Regions from separate parts of the Mus musculus genome. Here region 2 is linked to region 1. A link is a loop called in an ENCODE intact Hi-C map of the cell type or tissue named here. Cell type or tissue: left cerebral cortex. All regions are shown on one strand. Links, peaks and the distances in the headings refer to the core of each region. The heading gives the core; the rest is flanking DNA.

Region 1 (9,405 bases), core at 540-8,539:
TTGGCTGAACTCCTGAAACTATAAGACAGGACCAATTAAATATTTTCCTGTGTAAGAGTTGCTATGTTCATAGTCTCTTAATGTAGTAAAGAAGTAGAAACATAGACGCCAGTGGTGCTGAGGGTAATTTGAACTCTAGAAGCTTGGATCAAGAGGTTTCAGGGAAGAATAATATTAGTATATGTCCTAGAGACCAATCTTGTGTTATTTTAGCAAAGAATGGGGCTGCTTTTTTGCTCTTGTCCAAAAAAAAAATCTGTCTGGTGCTAAATTAAAGAGTTTTACATTAAGGACATTGACAGAGGAGATTTCAAAACAGCCTAATATTGACCACATCGCCTGGTTATTAGTGGCCAGTCTCAGTCAGATCTATAATGAAAGGAGCAAACTGATCAAAAAGCAATACAAAATGTACAAAGGTGACATAAGAAAGTGTACTAGAGCTAAGTCCTGAGCTCAAAGAGATAAACAGACTAAAGAAAACCTGGATATTAAATGGAATAAAGGGAGTAGTAACCTCAGAGCAAGTCTTCAACCAGCTAAGCTTCCAATCTATGAAAAAGAATCAGGGCAAGTTTAGGGCTTTCACACACATTTAGTCACAGCATTCAACACTTTGGGGGCAGAGGAAGGCAGATTTCATAATTCATGGCCAACCTGGTATAGCAGAACAAGTTTCAGGACAACCAACTTTAGGCGGTAAAGGAAAAAATCAAAAGCAGAAAGCTGGTGAGAATGTATTTGAATGAGGGGCCATGTTGCAACCTCAGTAAGCAGCAGAACTTTGCAACTTCACTGATACAAGAAAAGGGTTACAAAATGCCCCTCTGTGACTAAGGAAAGTTGCTGACGTCAGGAGTGTGGCAGAAATGTTTCTGCATGGAGATCAAGAAGAGCTACTTCATGAAGCTACAAAAGTGAAGTCTGGACTGCCTTGGAGATGTCCATGAAGCCAGAGCCATGGAGAACCTGTTGAAAGAAGCTGTTAAAAGGGAGTAGAAACAACTAAAGAGGAAGATGTATTTTGTAGTCAACAAAGCTAAAAGGACTTCGAGATCTGAAACATACTTTGAAGATGTAGAGCTTGGAGTTTTCTCAGCTGTTTTTAGCCATGGTCCAGTGTTTCTTCATGGTGTTCCCTTTTCTCCCTTTGGGACTTGCAATGTCTATTCTATACCACTGTTTGTTGGAAAGTATGGTGAATCTTTTAAATTAAATTTCTTTTAATTTTGATTTTATAGAAAATTAGGGTAAAAAGAATGCCACCAGTCCTCAAAAGGAGTGTGAACTTTATGCTTTTAAACAATGTTGAGACTGTGCTAAACTATGGGGATATTCTAAGTTGAACTGAATACATATTTGCATTATGATATGGCTATAAGCCTATGGAGGCCAGGGAGTGGAATGTGGAGGTTTAAATAAGAATGACCTCAAATATATAAGCTTATATATTTAACTGTTTGTTAGCCAAGGAGTGGCACTTGTAGCCTTGTTGAAGAAAGTGTGTCACTGTGGGTTAGGTATGAGGTTTCAAATATTCAAGCCTGCTCCAGTGATTGTCTCTTTCTGCAGCCTGCTGATCCTGACGAAGCATCTGCCTGCATGTCAACATGCTTCTACATGACAAGTGACTAAACCTCTGAAAGTACAAGGTGGCTCCAACTTAATGTGTTCCTTTATAAGAATTGCCATGCTCATAGTGCGTCTTCACGGCAACAGAATACAGACTAAGACACAAAGTGTGCATTGATTGCTTAAACACACACACACACACACACACACACACACACACACACACACACACACACACGAGACAGAGACACTTGAAAAAGCACTTCTATTTGTTGAAGATGTGGCAGACCGCTTGCAATGTTTTGCTTCAGGCCTAGTGTTTTCTGGGATTTCATCTCCAGGTTCTACATTTATGGCTTTGCCCTCTCACAGATGACAGGTTTGCTCAAGTGAGAGGAAAATAACTTAGGTGAATCCATATATTAATGAAGGGTAAAGGGATAAAGCTAGTAGTCTATGTTCAAAGTACTATGGTTTTAATTTTAAGTGTCTTTGCTCTCAGACACAGGCATAATTAATCCAAAAATTGATGCCCCTGAACTCCTTTGGAAAGTTTTCTCTGTATCTAGGCATTTTTTCAGTCAGCAAATTTCTGGAAGTTTGACATCAGTGAGTTCTCACAGGCCTTCCATACTTTGTTGTTGTTTATTCCACTTGACGAATTTATAACATGAGGTCACACTCTATCCATGAAGCTTTGCTTTCCATCTGTTCTCCATCTTTACTCTATTATTAGTCCAGGCTTCTGGGATTTTGATCCTGCTTCATTTCCAGGACCCTTGTTGACGTCAGTGAGCACCCTAGGCAGAGGACTGCATGGTAATCAGCATGGCTCCACAGACTGTCTACAGAAGAACGCTTGGTCTCTGTGATACTGTGCGTTCGTTGGATGAACTCCTGCTTACTTCCTATGAGCAGTGGAGCTCACACCGAATGTTTAATGCAACCTCCAGTACAGGATGATATACTTGCTTCACCACCTATGTGTATTGACTTTCTGCTAAAAGGCTTTTATCATAAATTTAAAGAATTACCCAAATACATCTCAGGCTGTTGCTGAGAATGCAAGGTTTTTAACTATGTTTCTCCTACATTGATTTCAGTTAATATATTTTAACCACCCCCTTATTTTACTATGCCTTTTAATTTGTTATTCATTTGTTTCAAACCAGAACTTTACAGAAGCACTCTAGACCCACAGGAACTGAAATAGTTTGCTTTCATTATCTGGTAGACCTTCTCGAGTCAGTAGCCCTGGCAGAAACCACAAAACTGTACAAACTGGCAACTGTGGGTTTGTCTGTTCTCTATTGATTCTATTTCTAGAAACACACACACACACACACACACACATCAATGAATAAGCTATGTGATGGTACTCTTTAAGCTACCATCAGAAGGGGAATAGGGACATTTTGCAAGCAGGTCAGGATGGGACCTAAGGTTTTTAATTTGCATTTATGCATGGATTTTGATAGCAGTTCTACAACCTGATTTGCCGAAGTCTATTATTTCTAAATATGCTATTAAAATTGTGGAGCACCATGAATCAAATTGTTTAAAATCTAATAAGCTTCATAATAAAATGCTCATATTGACTAGTTTGAATACTTACTTTTTTTTTTCTTCTGAGAACTGCAAAGCAACTCCACCATAATTTTTTAAGGGAAAAATGCACTTATATATTTTTAAAGACTGAGAAGCTGTGACCCTTGAATTGTTCTCCTCTGTGATCTATCACTATGTAGAGTGTTATTTACTTAATAATTTTATTAATTAATTTTGTTATATTGCATGCCCTAGTGAAAAAATTCTGAGTTTGGCTTTAATAGCTGTGTGCCCTTGGACCTTTCTTTTCTCATCCATTAAATACTAAATGATCAAAAAACCTCTAGTGACTGTCCTAATATGCAAATTCAAAACCAGTCTTTGACAGCACAGGAGAAATATCTATAGTGGAAAAGATCATAGGTAGTGGAGAACAGAATACTGTGAAGTACACACATGCCTTCATACACATATACACGTTCAACAGAAAAACCAAAATAGCTCCTCTCTCCTCCTCCCCCAACAATGACAATGCAGCCATCTGTTGGATGTTCCACTTCACTTAGCAGCTGCTCTCAGATACAGAAATCTGCATTCCTGCAGCTTGTGTGGTATGCGGGCAGCATGTGTGGGTACTAGAATTTGACACTCCCACCCAAAGGAATGGCTTTCATTGAATAAAAATGATCACAGGGGCTTCTTATTCTCCCACCTCACAAATGCCTGTTTCCTGACCATTGGTATTTGGGCTATCTCTACTCTTTTGTCTATTAAAATGACTGTCTTAGACATTTCACATCAAGCAAGGATCTAAAATTGAAGAGGGCACTAGGGAAGGGGTTTAGTAAAACTCGTGGCCTGCCAGAAACTCACTCATGAAGAAGAGGGAGCACAGCAGCTGGAACATAAACTTCCATATGACTTTTATTTTGCCCATACCCCCAGCAATGTACTTAAGTACTGAAGAATAACCATTGTTGAAGTGGAATGTAGGAGGCTTGAAAAGCAGCATTAATCTTAACATCAAACTTGGAGAAAATATACACAATGAACCTAAAATAAAGCATAAAATGAACTTTTCTGAATAGTCCCCTCCACAGACCATCTTTCCCATGCTGACATTTGTCTTATGCATATATGTTATATAAAGGCATGTCGTTTTATTTTTTTGTACTTATAGAGGTTGTGAGGAACAGCAGTTACAATCACAAACAAGAAAGTGTTCTGCAGTCTCTCGAAGAGAACCTTGTATAAAATTGGATCCTCTTTTGAGTGCATAATTTAGGACATTTGTTACAAGATTACTGTGGTTTTCTATAAATGTTAGTTTGCTGTATTATTTTCCATGAACTAGTTTTCCAAAACGCAGAATATTTTGCCCCCAAAACATGGAAGCACTAAAGCTCGATGAGACTCTGATTCATGGGGTGTCACCCAGAAACAGCTGGTCAGCCATCTGCAGCCCCAGAGTCCTCTTATTCTTACTATATTCAGCTAATTCTTTATGGAGAGGGGAGGAAGACACATAAATCCTGGGAGAAAAGGCATGGCTTGTGTGAGAAATGAGGACTGACTTGTGCCAACGAAGGGCTGGTGGCCTGATGTGCTAATTGGGAAGGCCTCCTCTCATGCACACTAGACTCACAACTCTTCACTACGTTTGCACTATTTTCTTTGCATCCTTTTCTTTGGAGAAGGGAAAGAAATGATGATATGCCATTGATTGTTTTGTGGGAATTGGTCCAGATGAAACCTCCCTCTGGAGACATAACCAAACATTTCAAAGCAGTCCTGAGTGTGCAAGACCAAGGACAAGCCTGGTATTCTGACCTGTGTGCTTGTCCTCTCATCTCTCAAGTGCACTAAACTAGACCTTTTTAAAGCAATAGATCTTGTGGTAAAGCATGTTGGGCATAACAAATAATACAAGATTAGGAGTTGTTTTTTTTTTTTTTATTTTTGTCAGAAACATTATGGTAAAAAAGTAAAATTTTAGGCAACATTCCTTTACTTTAAAATTGGTAATCCTGTATTAAAGTTGTGTGCACCCAGAATTACCTTTTTGTTTTGCTTTATTATTATTATTATTATTGAATTGGCAAGGGACCCTATTGGCAGAGGAAAGGATGGCTGCTGATGTTATCCTCTTCAGCCAGATGAGTATCCTTGAAGCAACTCATTCAGATATCCAAGACAGATGACGGTTGACTGTGTGGAATGGAAGCTGTTGGTAGGTGCCCTGGTGTGTGCTGCTCTCAGATGAGTGTAATGATAGTTTAACCTGATCCTGTGTGTCTCTGGAGAACATTTTGGCCATGGGGATATTTTTTCTTGAATCATCAAGCCCTTTACCCATTCTTCCTATAAGCATGGATATGCAATATTTCTCTCACACACACACACACACACACACACACACACACACACACACACAAACACACACACACACATACACGGACTATTCTTACTGGACTGAGGAGGAACCTTACAGTAGTTTTAATTTTTATTTCTCTGATAGCTAAGAAGGTTGAACTTTTTCTATTGAGAAATGTCTCTTCAATTCATTTGACCAATTACTATTTTTTGAATAATATTTATTTATGGATTTGTTTCTTTCTTCAGTTGTTTATATATCTTAGGTATTAACTACCTGGCGAGATTGTTTTCCCCATTCTTTTGTGTTCATTTTGCTGATTCTTTTCTTTTTTTCTGCAAAAGTGTGTGTGTGTGTGTATGTGTGTGTGTGTGTGTGTGTGTGTGTGTGTGTGTGTGTGTGTGTGTGTGAGTGATACATGTGTTCCTGAATGTGTGCATGAGTGTGGTTATGTGAGTTCCACAGAACATGAATGGAGGACAGAGTCCAATATTATGGGTAAGTCTTCACCTTTCAGCTTTTCTGAGACAGGATCTCTTTGTTGCTTGATAGTGCTTACTCCAGGCATATTGCCATCTCTCTCATTTGTAGACTCTATCTTGAATTCCCACCTCACTGAAGGACCACTAGCATTACAGAAGTAGTCTATCACACCTGACTTCACATAGGTTCTCTAGATTCAAACTCAGGTTCTTACCCTTGCATCTCACCCATTGTGTCACCTCTGCAAACTCACTGAGAAGCTTTTTAATTTCACGTGGTCTCATCTATGCATATGTGGCATTGCATTCGCTTCTAGACATTTCTTCACTGTTCCTATCACAGAAAGTATTTTAGTTATGATTTATCCTAGTAATTTCAGAGGTCTGTGCAAGTAAGTCATGAAAGGGTAACATATTTAACCTCTGTCCTTTGTGTGTGACATCCCCACAGACTTTTTGTTTCCAGGCTTTTGGCAATATTTTGGAACAGTGTAGGCACTTTAGAGGATGAAGTTCATTTGGTAGTAGCCATCACTAAGAGCAAGTCTTTGTGGATTATAACCCACAATTCTGTGCACCTGACCAACTGTGGCATGAGACTATAACATTCTGTTCTAATGTGAACACTATACCTTCTGGCTCATGATGGACAGACACTTCTAAATATGAACCAACATGAGCCCTCCTATCTAAGCTGTTTCTCTTAGGTATTATTGCCATAGCAACACAAAAGTGACTGATAAACCCAGTTGCTTGTCCTGTGTTTTACCCATGTACCACACAGCTGACACTCAGCTTCAGGAAGGTACAGACCTCCCACATCTGAATGCTTATATTTGCTCATATGCCAGGTTCCCAGCCTAAAAGATAGAGATGGGCAGAGAAGACTTTCCTATGTCTGCTTGTGCCAATGGCTCAGGGTAGAGCAAGAGGAGTAGATTTGGAGTAAAACTGCATGCACACTGAGAGTTGGGTCCCATGTCTCCACCAGCTGCCTGCATAAAATTCAGTCATGTGCCACAAGAATGTGTAAAGATTCGGATTCAGACTTAGAGCCTACAAGAATTACGTGACGCAGAGCAAGACATTATTTTTTCTTCTAGCTCCAGGGTTACTGTATAAATCTTCATATATCTTATATTAACATGGAGACTGAGTTCATAAATATAGTTGAATAAATGCTTCTTTGGTCCATCAACTGTCATTAATACCCTTTGAGCCTCCTCTTGGAAGCCTTCTGGACTCATCATGGGGTCTGTGCCTCTTTCTATCCCAATACATTCCGTGACAGAATTCTTTTATCTTCCTTCCTTCCTTCCTTCCTTCCTTCCTTCCTTCCTTCCTTCCTTCCTTCCTTCCTTCTTTCCTTCCTTCCTTCCTCCCTTCCTTTCTTCCTCCCTCCTCCCTCTCTCTCTCTCTCTCTCTCTCTCTCTCTCTCTCTCTCTCTCTCTCTCTCTCTCTCTCTCTCTCTCTCTCTCTTTCTTTGAACTTCACTAGCTTTAATAGCATTATATAAAGCTCTAAACAAGCAAGTTGTGAAAGAAGGAACATTCCCAGTAAGTAAATATGTCTTTGATGGATTATTTTAAATGGAAGGCTGCAAACTGAAGCTGACCATTCATCTCTGCCTGCTCCATAACAGACATGCAATGTGCTCCACCACCTCAAGCTCACAATGCCAGGATTCCCTTGCCATGGAGGACTATGCCCTTACACTGTGGGGTAAAATAACTCTTTATTCCTTAAGTTGTGTTTATTCTGTATTTTGTCCCAACAATAAGACAAATAACACAGTTGCCTGAATAGATGGACCAGAAAACAGGCCTTCATATCATATTTCTTTAACATTTTGCAGGTTTGATTTCTGATTCACTCTGACACTTACATACTTATTTTGAGTCAGAAGCCTACAAGAGCTGATTAGTCATTCTCTTTTCTTCATCATTGCGACTTGAAGAACCAACTTATTGGAGAAAGGAATTATTCTGCTTCTTAGTTTCAGAAGCTTTTATACATGGTCATTGGGTTCCACATTGAGTTATTTTATTTTTATACATTTTCTTACTAATATTGCATTCATTTCTTTTTTTCTATTAGTTTATTTATTCACTTTACATCACTATCTCATGCTTCTTTCCACCGAGTTCCCCTCACACTGTCCCTGCTATATACATATTGTGACAGGCATAGGTCCAGCCCATGCTCTGTATTTCATTGGTGGTTCAGCCTCTGGGAGTCTACAAGACTCCAGGTCAGTTGATTCTGTTGGAACTCTTATGGAGTCTGTATAAATCATCTTCATATATCTTATATTAGATATATGCCTAATGTCTATCAATCTTTCCCCAACTCTTCCATAAGTCTTCCTGAGCTTTGTCTAATGTTTGGCTGTGGGTCTCTGCATCTGTTTTGGTCAACTGTTGGGTGGAGCCTCTCAGAGGATAGTTATGCTAGGCTCCAACTTGCAATCATAACAGAGTATCATTAATAGTGTCAGGGATTGGTTCTTGCCCAGGTATGCTTCCCAAATTGAGTCACTCAGTGATGGGCTATTCCTTCCATCCACGCTCCATTTTTGTCCCTGTACTTCTTGTAGGTAGGACAATTTTTGGGTCCAAGGTTTTATAGGTTCCACTGTTTTTGCACTGTTTTATGTTGATGTACTTTCACCAGTGCAGGAACATGGCAGAGATCATTGATGGAACAAAGCAGCTCATAGGACATGGCCAGGAAATAGAACAAGAAAAGAATTTGATAACCTTTATTGTCATGCCTCTAGTGACCTATTTCCTCCAGCAAGGCCAGTCATTCTAGTTTCTACAAGCCTTTCTATGCCACTGACCCCGTGATTCTATGAATGAAGCTGGCACTGTCGTGACCCAACCACTTCCCAAAGCTCACAATTTGCCAGTTAATCCTTTAATATCTGAGTCTTCAAAGCTTTTCACAAAGAGTCTTCAAATTCACACAGGAATTATGTCTAGGCTAAAATGATAGCAAGCCGATATAGCAAGTGGTATGGTAGTTAAAACCATAAATGTTCAAATGAGATGTCCTAGTGTTCAAATAACAATCCACATACACATCTTACTTCACCTCCTGAGAGTTCACTTGACTTCTTTTATGTGACATTACTAAGTGTAACAGGGTATGCTATATAAAAATGTTATGAGGATTAATTAATTCATACATAAACACATATAGATATGATTGAGAAACATATATGCATCATGGCACGTCTCACTTGTATGACTTGCTACTTTTCACATTAGTAGTTGTATTTCTAGAAATTCACATTAGCAAGGCAAGTTCCATCAGTCAGCAGGAAATGGAATTTCATGAGTGCTCCAAAGGACATTGGGAGTAACTACTTCTTCTGCAATCACCTCAGTATTCTCTCTTTGGAGACTTCAGTACCACTATTTGGTC
Region 2 (9,405 bases), core at 1,021-9,020, 1.2 Mb after region 1:
TGAAAACTATGTACTGAAAACCAGCAGCTTCTCTGATAAATGTTGAGAGTTGTGCTAACCTCTCATATAAAAGCAGGGACTTAGAGGACAGTTTATAGCTCTGCCCATCCAGCAAGATAACAGCATTAAAATCTCCTGTACAGCCTAGGATTCACCTGGCCACAGGTCTGAAGAGTTTTCTTTGTTTGCTGTTCATTTATCTTGGGTTGGAGAGATTGCTGGTTTTGTTTTGTTGATAAAGGGTCATTGAATCAAAATGACCTGTGCATTCTTATCTCTATTCCCAAAGTTAGTGCATTTCTTAAACATCATCAAAGAAGTTTGTTTGTACAATGGATGGAGGTTAATGCAGAAACTCACAGCTAGTCAAAGTAGAGAGAATAAGTAACTGTGCAATGCTCAGCCACTAGTGGGGTCACACCCTCCCCAGAGCTCAGGGACCTTCAGAGAAAATGGAGCAGGAACATTTTAAGAGTTCAAAGGACTGGATTGATTGAAGCAGTGTCTTCTGGACATGACACATAAGACCTGGTGTTATCTGCACAAGATCAAGCTAGGCAATGTTCTAGCATGGAGTGGGGGGTTTATGAGCTCCCACTTGTAATTGAGGAGCTATGGAGGGTTGACAACCTCAGGGGAGGAACAGGTAGTTTTCCTTAAGGGTGTGTCTTCCAGTAAACTAACCACCACACTGCACTGGATGGTGTCACACCCAGAAATACATGAGGAACAAAAATCAAAGTTGATGGACTCCTATATTTTAAAAATGAGGACATAAAAATCAGAAAAAAAAAAGGAGGCAAGTTGGATTTGGGCAGAGTTAAGAAGAGAAGTTGAGGTAAATATTATCAAAATATATTACAAAACTCTCAACAAACTAATAGAAATATTTTAGAAACAAAAATTTTTCTGCCATTTGGAAAAATAAAAAATAATTTTTACTTTAAAAGAATTCATAAATAGTATCGAATTGTTTACAGATTCATCTTCACTTTGCAAATAGGAGTATTTTGTTTCTTTGAAAATAAATCACCAAGCGAGACATGATGGAGCACACCTTTAATGCCAACACTAAGAAAGCAGAGGCAGGTAGATCTCTGGGAGTTCAAGGGCAGCCAATGTAAATATCAAGTTCCTGTGCTAAATAGTGAGATCCATCTCAAAGAAAGGAAGGAAGGAAGGAAGGAAGGAAGGAAGGAAGGAAGGAAAGGAAAGGAAAGGAAAGGAAAGGAAAGGAAAGGAAAGGAAAGGAAAGGAAAGGAAAGGAAAGGAAAGAGAAGGAGAGAGTAGTCATAATTCTATTTACAAAGTGTGAGCCTATTGTAATAGAAGAAGTAAGCTTTGCAATGGAAGGAACTCAGGGAAAGCTAAATCCTCCCTGGAAAGGCAGTGCCTTCAAAATTTCTCTCTGCATCTACAGAGCAGTGATGTGACTTCTGCTTGGTCCTAACAGTAGCCACAGCGATGGCTATGAGGTTGAGATTTCACCATAGCTCCTAAGACTCCCATAAGCTAAATGAGAGGCTGAAGAAAAAAGAAGTTTAGCACCAGCCTTACCAAAAGGTTCTGTCATTTAGTTTCTTCTTTGAATTTTTCCATGTTCTAAAAAAAAAAAAAAAAAAAAAAAAAAAAAAAAAAAAAAAACAAGAAAGTAACAATTATACTTATGAAAACAAGAACACCCTGTGAAAGTTAAGTGCTGCCCACTATTCCTCTCTCCCATGCAAAAGAATACGTATACTATTTGAAGTTTCCTATTTATTTCTGATTATGCTATGTTGTTCATGGTGCTCAGATACCGTTTTTATACTCAATTACAGGTATCTTGAAGGCAAGAGCCAGGGCACAAAGCTCATGAAAACGCTATAGGAATCAAAACGCATCAAGGATAAATGGGCTTGCATGCTGGGATGAAGCAGAGACAGTGAGCAACGTATCCTGTCCCAAATGAGGGAGTTATACATACCATAGTTATTCAGAAAGGATTAAATGTACCTGTATTTCAGTAAATAGCTTGAAAACCTCTTGAAATTTTTTGATAATATCACACCACTCTTTCTTGTTAACTTATAACTTCAAATACTAAAAATAACAGTATGATAGTTCTAGTCTAATTTTATGTGTATATACACATAGTTATTCACATATCTGCATGTGTAAACATATGCACATATATATATATACACACATATTCATAAATATATATCCACTTATATATACATGCATATATGTAGAGAGCACACAAAACCAGAGAAAGTCTCCGTGTTATCCTGAGTGTATATGTACATTTGTCTATCCATCTGTCTGCCTGTCTGTCTGTAGGAATAAAGGGAAAGAAAGGCTTCTGACTGTCTGAGCAGACGTATGGCTAAAAATGACTGCTTCAGACATGAGTTCCTTTCCTGGAGGTCAAATATCTAAACAGACCCTGACTTAACACTTAAAAAGTCAAATTGATTTGTTGCCTCGTGGCTTCAGAACGCACTCTTGATCAACAGAGTGGCTGGCAAGTGGAGGACTTAGGGTGGGCAGGGAGGGTACTTACTGATCCGTGCACGGAAAGGTAGGATCACTTAGAAACACGTCACCACTGGGCTTGAAACATACACACACACACACACACACACACACACAAATCAATATTTAGGCACTACAAATAGTGCTGCAATTTATCTGGCATGAGCAATAAGAAAATAACAGATAACTCACAAAACGACTGTGGAACACAGGATGGAGAATGGCTTATCATTGTGAGAAGTCTATCAGATATACATTAGAAATCAAAATGTAGACTGGCATGGATATTTTCATACTGTTCAGTGTGGTTGAACAAACTTCACCCTCTGAACCACGATGATCTTATTTTAAGCAGGATGATGAATTTTACCTTCTGCATTTTTCGAAAATGAAGTTAGAAACCATTAACAGAATATTAAACATCACCTGCACATAGACATTTCATAGATGTCTGATTAAAATGGAATTTTTATTAAAAGAAAAAACAATTAAAATTGTGTAGGTGGTTAGAGGAAGTGTATGTGGTTTAAATACTAAATATGATCTTTAAGATAAACATGTATAGCTTTCCTTAAAACATTCTCAGCAATCCTTCTATGGGAGGGTTAGCGGTTATCTGGCATATTAAATGTATCCAGGCTAAGAAAGGGGCTTGTGGCCACAGCCTCCTCCTTTCCAGGGAGAGGGGCCACATTGGAAGTGGATTGACAGTTTCGACTGAAAACAGCTTTCTGAGAGGCTAATCATATAAAGTATTGCAAATGAATAAGGACTACGGGAGGGAGGTGTTCACCTGCCTGTCTCCGCCGTGCAAGATGAGAGCCTGTCTGTACTCACACATGCGCTGACTTAAAAAAAAAAAATCACATAAAAAACAACATCTTTGCTACAGAGACGTTTTTAACAAGTATTACAGAAAGAGCACCAGCTACCAAAAAGAGTTGCCAGGGCCAGAAGGAGCCATCAATCGAAACAGTTTACATTTCAAAGTTTTTCCAAGAAGAGTGAAAAACGTCTCCCTTCCTTGATGGGAAACAGGAGGAGCTGTAGTGAAGAATCTATTAGCTGCCTTCTTACTCCCCGCTTCGCTCTCCAGAGCAGCCCTTTAACCCTTAGCCTTGCCAACAGGTTAGAGGGAGGGAAGGCAACGCTTGCCTCCCCTGGGGTCCCTGCCCTCTGCCGCTTGCAATGCGGCAGATAAATTCCTCATCTTTGTGAGCGTTCATTGTTCAAGGAGGAGCCTTTTCATTCTGGGGACTCTGCACGATCTCGGGTCACCTTCAGTTCTCCATACCGTGCTCCTCGATGTCGCTTAAGGAGCGATCCTCCCAATCAGCCAGAGGATGCCTTTTCTACTGGAGATAATCCAAGAATTCTCTTATTTATCTCCACTTCATTTTTGACCTGGGAATGGATGGTAACAATGGTATATTTTAATCAAAACTCATATGTGTGCTTTAATTGTTATAATATAGTAAGAAAAGTTTGCATGTTTGTCTCTGTTGGAGTGGGGCGAACCACACATTCTACCATCGAAAAACAAATTTTAAAAGGTGCAAAATTAACACACATACTTTTGTTTGGGGCTTTCAAGTTTTTATTTGCTTTTTCATTTTATTTGTAATCATAAAATCTGATTCTTCTGAATACACTAGAGTAAACTGCCCATTTTTATTTTCAGTAACTAGAAGAGAGGCAAATATAAGTACTAAATCAAGGGGGGGGGAATTAATTTCACAATTAAGTCTTGGGGCTAAAGATAAAAACACTGAGAACCTTTTGTCACTAACTGATGTTCCATTCTGTAGTGCTTGTAATTTGTTCATTTTCCTTCCTACAACATGCCCAATATGCCAGCAATCCTACCATTAGACTCAAATGTGTCACTACATACACATGACCAACGGGAAATGGGTACAACCATAATGAAGATGCAGATAGCCAGAAGCAGTGCTAAGACCTTTGTCTTAGACTGAATGTAAATACAGTAGGAGCAGGAAAACGAAGGCGTAGGGAGCTTCTAATTTTTGTACATACAAACAAATGCTGTTCATCATATCTGCAAAAAGTAGACTTTCTTAGATTGACTTATTGACATAAATTACACAATATCTCTGGAAATCGTCAACAGTTTCTATATCAACATCCCTTGCAAATACCATTGGTTCTCAGTGAACTCCTTCTGACCTCCTGGTCCGAGGCTGTCACTGTGTGATGTACATAATTCTCTCAACACTGATCCATTACCTCTGCCCAGTGTTGGGGGTCAGGCCAATAGTGTAAAGTCAAAGATAATTAGCAGCCCTATCAATAACCAGTTACAGGATCTCCGCCCAAGTGACAGGACAGAAAAGCCAAGAGAGGACATCGCATTATAAAGTGAGAGAGATGTGCCGACATCTTCTCTGGTTCAAGCGGCTGCTATGGACTATCAGCATCACCAGGAGACCTCACTACATTAGCATAAATTCAAATGACAAATGCACAGTGCTATTCAGAGACTCATTAATTTGCAGTGGGTGCCGTGCTCATGACATATTAGTGCAAAATTCAAATGTCTTTGTAGCAATGCGAATTTAGTTGTGAGACCAAAGTCGCTAAAATGAAAATGTGTGGGTTTTTTTAGCAGTTTATTAAATTATGAACTGTGATGACTATATCCGTGCATCTTTTTAAGCAGATGAGGTCCAGCGTGCTCCAGCGGCAAACGCATGGTTTGTGTTGATATTTTCCCTTCAGACAGTTTCCTCGCAGCAGATCAGACTGTCTGCTCTGAGCTCTTGCTGCATACGGGCTGAGAGCGCCCCCTTCTGGACAAATGACAATGTCACTTGAAAAAGAAGACCAGACCATTTATTGTTTTCCTTTCTTATTTTTAACAGAATTTGATATAAAGAATTTCAGGGCCCACCTCAAACCCAAAGAAACCAGCTTGGAATCATTTGTTGTAATAAGAGAATACAACAACTTTCTATGAAACGCCCAAGCATCACCCACTGTCGAAAGTGATCTACAATTATTTTGTATGGCACTTTTTTCTCTAACATCTCACAAAATTGTCCTTAAAAATAATGTCCTGGTTTATATATGCTAAGAAAATAAGCAATGAAATATTGTTAATCATTGTATTCTTGCTCCACAATATCATGGAAAAATTACAATTACTAGGAGTTTGTTTTATCGCTTTAAAAAAAAAAGCAAGCATATCCACAGAGCCTTTTCAACAAAGCAACCACATATGTATTGTATGCATCTCAGTTAAGGAGACAATGAATAGACAGGGTAAAGGTTGACTCACATCTGGTCCAGATGTGGATAGTGAGTTTTCCTGTTTCACAGATGGTAACATCCGCCCAGTTACTTCATTACTCAAAATAGCCTTATCAATAGTGTGTTTCAAATACTAACATACCCCACAATATTAAAAACACTGCTCTAATCAGTAAAATAATGACATGAAGAGAGTTAATCTTCTCTGCAGGAATAACATAGCAAAAAATGTACAATATCAGCCTCTGTGTTTCTCGGGGTTCAGGGTTCTAATCTTGTTGCAGCAGAGTTACACCCCAGGTTTATGAAGTAAACACTCATCAACTCATGTTGATGTTTAATAGTAATAAATGTATATATATATATATATATATGTGTGTGTGTGTATGTATATATATATATATATATATATATATATATATATATCAGTCCTCAGTGGAAGGGCCAACTTGTCAAATAGTAACACACATCTGAATAAATTGGAAATCATATTAATATTTGGAAATAATTTTTAGAATAATAAAAATTTCAGAAATAAGAAATACACACCTTTCAGCCATTTGAAGTAACTAACCTCCACTGGTGTATTAGGAGTCTTCGCTATCAGACTCTTATGTTTATCATGCTTTAAGCTTTACATAAATTACATAAAGTAGAGGGGGAGTCATGGCAAACTATTAATGCTTACGGGCCTAGTGATGTACTTCCTATGCATTTATGATAAGTGCAGGAAAGAAAACCTTCAAAAGAAAGATATATAGTTTTAAATTCCATTATCATAATATCATTAAAGCTGTGCATCATTTTCAACAATTAAAAGTAAGATCCTAGTCATGTATTTTACTTACTGAACGCTGAGTTAGTCTTGAGATACTTAGCAGGCTCGTTTTATTTTATAGTAGCTGCTACAAAGAAGATCTGCAGCTAATGAGGATGGAGAGGGATCGTGTGCATTAAACTCGCGGGCGTGGTGTGTGGCTGAACAGTATTAGATTAGCCCTGCAGCCAGATGTCTAGGCATCACTTTTCCCTAATGAATTCTCTTTTACCGGATAATTAGAATCCTAGACCCTGGGAATGTCAGAGCTGTGAGGCCCATTGTTGAACATCCTTCACTTTATGGATGTAGAAATCAGAAACATGGAGTTGCTAAGCAAATTTTCCAGAACTTAATGACTAGAACGTGGCAGGTACGAGGCAAGAACCGTCTTCTTCAGAATCTCTTCTCAAACTAGAAATGAGAACAGTCACCCAGAGAGCTGTAAGAAGGTGGCTGGGTCCATTTCCAAAGCCCTTGGTTCTTTTTGTCTAAGATAGGACTAAGGAATTTGTATTTGTAACAAGTTTCAGGTAGTGGTTTCCAAGGTATAATGTCCTTGATGGCACTGGGACTGTCTGAATGTAAGCATTTTTCTGATGGCACTTTTTATGTGAACAAAGCAACCTCATCCCAGAGTCACCACATTCCTTTAGCATCTTCTCATCAGCTCTCTGAAAGGGCTGGAGTGACATCCACGGTGACAGTTGGGAAGGTAGGGCACTCATGTAAGGGACTCCTGAGGAGTCACAGTCATCCCAAACATCAGTGACTCATAACACAGTCCAGCTAAGTGCCACTTACAAGGAGGTCCGCTGCCCTTCCCCATGAGTTATCAATGCCTACATCAATACAGGAGTTTGAGTCCTTTCCCAGTCTCTGAAGTAAAATAGCACTTAATGGTCCTAAAGAACCAAAGTGCAAGTCATCATTGCTTATGTCATCTTAGCAAATATGTCTTAAGACCAGGAGAAGACATCTGTGTAAGTGAACTTGACCTCACCTGTGATTGAGGCTCTGGCTCACAGCAGGAGTATATGTGAGATGGACTCAACAGGGGCACACACCAGTTTACATCTACAAGGTAGAGTTCAAAAAACCTTATAATACCACAGTCATATGAGTGGAATCTGATTTCTCCCTTTCTTTTTCTTCTGGTTTGGAGAATGACTGATGAAGATAATATATACACATACATATTTATATATGTATGATGCATATCATATATACATGTATATATAGAGAGAGATATCATGTATGTTTCTATCAGTCTAGAAAATAAATGACTGACTTCGAAACGAATTTAATTATCTGTGTCAACCCTGATGTTTTTGTATATTGTCACCTATTTATTTTCATAAATTCTATTATATCACTTTCAAATAGATTTGATTTCACAAAATGGGCCTGATCCTAACTCATACCATGAACAAAATGACATCATTCTGAACATTAATATGTCCTCTGTAAAACACAATTCATAGTTGGAGAGTTCTTGGCTTGATGTATTCATTATTTCCACAGAAGACGGCTTTTTCAGTTAAAGCAGTGTACAAGTAATACTGAGTCCTACGCAGTGTTGAGCTATTCCTTTTATTTGATTTTCTACAGTCGCCCTAATGTTTAGATAAGCCAGTCAAGTCATAGAAAGGACTAAGACAGGCTTTATCACTGCTGGGGTGCATACAGGATGCCCCTAAGCTTATTAGATGGATACTTTTTGTGGAATATATTTAATCTCAATCAAAGGCTTCTACATCACTTTTGATTATTTGATTCCCAGATAAAAGACACATGCAATTTTTAAATTACAATGAGCCTTTATCAGCACTAAAGCTGGTTCAGATATCTATCCTCCAAGCCGTTAGAATTTACTTTCTTATCCATAACCCTGAATTATCACTTACTATGTACCGTCTAGGCTCCTCTTAACTCCAATTGGACAGCCCTCATGGCTGTGATCTTAAGATGCTTATGCCACAGTGTCTTTTCCTCTCTCTCTCTCTAGTTCTTCTCTCTCCTCAGGGTCTTCTCAGACCCCACGTTTTGGAACCCCAAACCCCACCTATGTCTCTTCTGCCCAGCTTTTGGCTGTCAGCATCTTTATTTAACCAATAGTGTTAACTTAATGAGCAAGGTCACATTGTACCGGCAGATTCTCTCATTCCTGGGACCAACCAGGCCTTGGGCCCAGTATTCATCTTGAATTACATACATCACATTACATATCATTATCATTACAGTGCATATCAAAAGATCCAACCTCAACAGATCCTGAAAGAAATACTTCAATGTCCACTATCGATCCTCCAGCACCTCCCATTAATTAGCTCCTGATGGAAAACTCTTTCCTAGCTTCGGGTACTTGCCCTTTCATTTTTCCTCCCATTCTGGGTAAAATAGACCTATTCTGTACCATAGGCCCTGAACTGCTTGCCATTTCTGAATTGTAGCAGGAGCCTTGGTTTTTTATGTGTGCATGAAGCTGCAGTTATCACTATAGAAAGAGTCATGAGTGGCAGACACACATGTCTTACTCAGAATTGAAGCCTGTGAGTAGAAGTCTTCTTTCCAAACAACAGAATACTTTGTCCTTTAAAAAGGCAATTAAGATGGGGCTGGTGAGATGGCTCAGTGGGTAAGAGCACCCGACTGCTTTTCCAAAGGTCCAGAGTTCAAATCCCAGCAACCACATGGTGGCTCACAACCATCTGTAATGAGATCCGACTCCCTCTCCTGGAGTGTCTGAAGACAGCTACAGTGTACTTACATATAATAATAAATAAATCTTTAAAAAAAAA

The links. Hi-C counts contacts between places; a loop is a spot of excess contacts. Peaks named below come from ENCODE experiments on the same cell type or tissue, not always from the same donor. Only the 100,000 strongest peaks of a DNase experiment are listed, where the experiment ranks them.
Region 2: it touches region 1 in a loop (3-fold over the local background); 3 of 42 quality-filtered maps call a loop at or near these places.

What each region holds. Positions count from the first base shown.
Region 1 is chr13:83,105,980-83,115,384 of GRCm38, reverse strand. The region is part of intron 1 of Gm33073 (a long non-coding RNA gene); the gene reads left to right. Among named protein-coding and RNA genes, the nearest start is that of Gm33073, 9.9 kb to the left of the region's middle. In left cerebral cortex, for the core only: no CTCF peak of the experiment used is centred there; DNase peaks (open chromatin) are centred at 2,444, 3,677 and 4,531; H3K27ac peaks cover 2,958 bases.
Region 2 is chr13:81,940,118-81,949,522 of GRCm38, reverse strand. No RefSeq gene overlaps it. Among named protein-coding and RNA genes, the nearest start is that of Gm41009, 57 kb to the left of the region's middle. In left cerebral cortex, for the core only: a CTCF peak has its summit at 5,324 (motif pointing left); DNase peaks (open chromatin) are centred at 4,514, 5,302, 6,875, 7,369 and 5 more places; H3K4me3 peaks cover 2,160 bases; H3K27ac peaks cover 3,432 bases.